Regions from separate parts of the Homo sapiens genome. Here region 2 is linked to region 1. The links are chromatin loops, found by intact Hi-C in ENCODE. Cell type or tissue: PC-3. All regions are shown on one strand.

Evidence for each region. A loop is a pair of places that touch in the nucleus more often than their neighbours do. Peaks named below come from ENCODE experiments on the same cell type or tissue, not always from the same donor. Only the 100,000 strongest peaks of a DNase experiment are listed, where the experiment ranks them.
Region 2: it touches region 1 in a loop (4-fold over the local background); 1 of 110 quality-filtered maps calls a loop at or near these places.

Annotation. Positions count from the first base shown.
Region 1 is chr3:145,411,401-145,413,900 of GRCh38, reverse strand. No RefSeq gene overlaps it. Among named protein-coding and RNA genes, the nearest start is that of LNCSRLR, 660 kb to the left of the region's middle. In PC-3, no CTCF peak of the experiment used is centred here; no DNase peak of the experiment used is centred here; H3K27ac peaks cover 676 bases.
Region 2 is chr3:145,621,084-145,623,583 of GRCh38, reverse strand. LOC105374144 (a long non-coding RNA gene) reads left to right here. Exons shown (of 4, transcript XR_001740944.1): 4 at 463-502. Among named protein-coding and RNA genes, the nearest start is that of LNCSRLR, 450 kb to the left of the region's middle. RefSeq lists a silencer at 1-122. In PC-3, no CTCF peak of the experiment used is centred here; no DNase peak of the experiment used is centred here.

The sequences.
Region 1 (2,500 bases):
AAAGATATCCAATGCTTATGGATTGGAAGAATTAATGTTGATAAAATGAAAGTACTACCAAAAGCAATCTATAAGCTCAATGCAATCCCTATCAAAATACTAGTGTCGTTCTTTGCAGAGATAGAAAAAAATTTGTAAAATGGGTATGGAACCACAAAAGACTGAATAGCCAAAGCAATCTTTAGCAAAAAGAATAAAGCTAAGGCATCATACTACCTGACTTCAAAACATACTACAAAGCTGCAGTTATTAAACAGTGTGGTACAGACATAAAAACAAATACATACTCAATGAAACAAAATAGAAATCCCAGAAATAAACCTGTGCATCTAAAGCCAAATGATTTTAAGCAAAGGTGTCAAGTATACGCAATGGGAAACAAACAGTCTTTTCAATGAATAGTACTGGGAAAACTGGATATCCACATGCTGAAGAATGACCTCTATCTCTTACCATTTGCAAAAATTAACTCAAAATGGATTAAATACATAAATGTAAGACCCAAAACTATGAAGCTACCAGAAGAAAACATAGGAGAAAAGCCATGACATTGGTGCAGAACGGGATTTTTAGAGAAAACCGTGAAAGCATCTGCAACAAACGCAAACAGATAAACAAAACAAACAAAAAATTGGGATTATATAAAACTAAAATACTACTGCATAGCAAAGGATATAATCAACAAGGCAAAAAGACAACCTACAAAATGGAAGACTGTGATTGCAAACTATACATCTGATAAAGGGTTAATATGCATAATATATAAGGAAATCAAACAGCTCAACAACAACAAAATAACCTATTTAAAAAGTAGGCAAAAAAACTGAATAGACCTTTCTCAAAATGAGACACAAATATGGCCAAAAGATATGTGGAAAAAAATGCTTGCCATTAGTAATCATCATGAAAATGAAGATCAAAACTACAATGAGATATCAAATCACTCCAGTCAGAATAACTACTATCAACAATTATAACATAACACGGTTGGGGAGTATGTAGAGAAAAGAGAACCCTTACACACTGTTGGTGAGACAATATGTTAGTACAGCCATTGTGAAAAATATTAGGAAGATTTCTCAAAACATTAAAGACAAAAGTACCATAAGATCTACAAACTTACTCTTGGGCATATATCCACAGCAAATAAAATCAGTATGTCAAAGCCATGTCTGCACTTCTGTGCTTATTGCAACACTATTCACAATAGCTAAGATATGAAATCAATCCAAATGCCAATCTTTAGTGGTGATTTCTGAGATTTTAGTGTGTCTGTCACCTGAGAATTGTAGATTGTACCAGATATGTGCTCTTTTATCCCTCACTTCCCTCGCAACCTTCCCCTACTTCAAAGTCCATTTTATCACACGTATGCTTTTGTGTCTTCATAGCTTAGCTCTCACTTACAAATGAGAACATAAATATTTGGTTTCTATTTCTGAGTTACTTTACTTAGAATAATGTCCTCCAGCTCCATTCAAATTGCTGCAAAAGATTAGTTGTTCCTTTTTATGGCTGAGTAATATTCCATGGTGTATTTTTACCACATTTCCTTTACCCACTTGTTGGTCAATGGGCAGTTAGTCTGGTTCCATATCTTTGCAATTGTGAATTGTGCTTCTATAAATAAGTTTGTGTATGTGTCTTTTTAATATAATGACTTATTTTCCTTTGGGTAAATACCCAGTGGTGAGATCCCTAGATCAAATGGTAGTTCTACTTTTATTTCTTTAAGGAATTGCCATACTGTTTTCCACAGTGGTTGAACTAATTTACATTCCTGATCAGCAGTACAAAAGTGTTCCCTTTTCACCACATCCATGCCAACATCTATTGTTTTTTGGCCGGGGTAAGGTGGTATCTCATTGCAGTTTTAGTTTGCATTTCCCTGATGATTCGTGATGGTGAGCATTTTTAAATATGTTTGTTGGCTGTTTGTATATCTTCTTTTGATAATAGTCTATTCATGTCCTTTGCCTACTTCTTGATGGAATTATATGTTTTTTTCTTGCTGATTTGTTTGCGTTCTTTGTTGATTCTGGATACTAGTCATTGGTCAGATGCATAGTTTGTGAGTATTTTCTCCCACTCTGTGGGTTGTCTGTTTACTCTGCTGATTATTTCTTTTGCTGTACAGAAGCTTTTTAGTTTATTTAGGTCCCATTTATCGATTTTTGTTGCATTTGCTTTTCGGGTCTTAGTCATGAATTATTTGCCTAAGCCAATGTCCAGAGATGTTTTTACGATGTTATTTTCTAGAATTTTTGTGGTTTCAGGTCTTAGATTTAAGTCTTTGATCCATCTTGAGTTGGTTTTATTATACACTGAGAAATGAGGATATAGTTTTATTCTTCAACATGTGTCTTGCCAGTTTGCTCAGCATCATGTATCGAATAGAGTGTCCTTTCCCTAATTTATGTTTCTGTATGCTTTGTCAAAGATCAGTTAGCCACAAGTACTTGGCTTTAATCTGTCTTCTCTGTTCTGTTTTACTGGTCTG
Region 2 (2,500 bases), 210 kb before region 1:
ACTATGAGTTATTGCCCATGAGTCAGTATAAACAATTGCATGTTCTTTGGGAGTTTATAGCTACTGTGAATATTTTCCTTCTCAAGTATCATTCAGGAGTACCACTGAAGGGCAAATAGTGTTCTCCTGGCTATATACATTGGTTTACAGTGTCTCCAGAATATGACACAAAGCTAACTCTAAATCAGACAAAATTTTTCAGTTAATATCCTGTGAGGCCATTGGAGTTAGTTGAGAAAGGAATGTAGAAAAAAAATATGCATGCTGGGGATTTGAGACAAATTACTTGTGCCTTTGGGCCTTGCTGGAAATTTCTATTTGATGATGAAATGCTGAACATGATTAACTTTGTGAATTGGTAGATATGGTGGCATAAGTTTCATGATAAAGGGCTGAACTTGCTGATTATGTTTTTTTTTTTTTTTTTTTTTTTTTGACATGGTGGCTTGCTCTGTCACCCAGGCTGGAGTGCAGTGGTGCAATCCTGGCTCACTACAACCTCCGCCTCCCGGGTTCAAGCAATTCTCCTGCCTTAGTCTCCTGAGTAGCTGGGACTACAGGCGCATGCCACCACACCCAGGTAATTTTTATATTTTTAGTAGAGATGGGGTTTCACCATGTTGGCAAGGGTGGTCTCGATGTCTTGACCTCATGATCCACCCACCTTGGCCTCCCAAAGTGCTGGGATTACAGGTGTGAGCCACTGCGCCCGGCTGCTGATTATCTGTTATTCCAAGGTCAAATGTTTGATCTCTACCACAGCACAGCAATGAGACACATTTTGTTCCTCAAAAGGTAACTTGTTTTTGGTGAAAAGGCCTTGGATTTGTTCCAAAATCCTGAGGGCCTCCACTCTTATTCTCATCTCTGTAAGTTCTGCAGGCCTCATACAATACCTTCGTCCTTTATAGATATTTGTAGTAAAATTAGATACATTGGTTTATAAACATCAAAGAGCACAATCTCTTGCATCTGGTTTTGCTCTGACTTCTACTTAATGCTGGAAGTCAATCAAAGCTTCTATAAATGTGCAAAACCATTGCATCCACATGTAGAATATTTTGCCTTCAAAATACAGAAGATTAGCAAACACTATTCCTCTCTCCTGTGGAATGAAGAGGTGAAAGGTGGACTCAGAACCAGAGAATTGATATAGCTTTGAGGTTAAAAACAATGACAAGGTACTGCTCTCCTAGTAAGATGGGTTTAGAGGAAGGAGACACTATTTCTGTCATTTTCTGGTCATTAAGATAAAGACAATATAATCTAGCTTAATTCTGATAGTTTAATCTCTGATAGATTTTTAATGCAAGAAAATTAAAGTTAATGCTGGAGTACAGAAAATGAAAATATCCTGAAATAAAGTATTATAAAAATATTTTTAAATGATTTTATGACATTACAATAAATATATCAGAAAAAAGATGATTTGATATAGAAAGAATTGAATGATTCAACTTTAATCTAATAAAATGCTTATTTTATGACTACTTGTGGATGTTAAACTCTTCAAGATCCAACCATCTTATTTGTGAAACAGTTTTAATGCTAACAAATATTATAAATATTAAATGTTTCACTTATTTTATTTACTTATTTATTTATTTATTTTGAGACGGAGTCTCTCTCTGTTGTCCAGGCTGGAGTGCAGTGGCATGATCTTGGCTCACTGCAACCTCTGACTCCCGGGTTCAAGTGATTCTCCTGCCTCAGCCTCCTGAGTAGCTGAGAGTACAGGTGCGTGCAACCATGCCTGCCTAATTTTTTGTATTTTTAGTAAAGACGGGGTTTCACTATGTTAGCCAGGATGGTTTTGATCTCTCGACCTTGTGATCCACCTACCTTGACCTCTCAAAGTGCTGAGATTACAAGCGTGAGCCACCGCACCTGGCCTAGTTATTTTTAAAGTATGATATAATCTAGTAGATTAATGTTGAGGGAGTTTACAAAAGAGTTACCATTTTTGATGTTTCTGCATCAATCTATATATTTTTGATATGATTAACTTTTCTTCTCTTACTTGACTCTTTCTAATATTCCTTATAGCCAAATACTTAATTGTTTCAGAAATTTCAGAATCCTATGTAACTATCTATAATGCAAAGACAATAAATTGCAATAAAAGTCAGAAGATGAATCTGATTGAATAAGTTATTTTTAATTTTTTTTCAGAAGCTAGCTCTTAATTTAACAGAGACAAATGCAGTGAAGATGAACAACAAGTATTTTGTAATTAATGAATGGTAAAGTCCTCTCTCTCCCAATAGATACAAAGGATAAAGAAGAGATAAACAATTCCAAAGAAAACAGATATCCTGGTAGATATCCCTTGAAATCAGCATGCATTTCTAACTGTCCCAACTCTCCTCCTTTAAGACACCAAAAGTTGCCTTCGATTTAAATCTAACACATACCTTCATCTGAAACTGGTACTATTGCATACCAAGTCATTATAATTTATTGCTTACACTGGCAAACAATGCCTTTTCTCCCCTTTTTT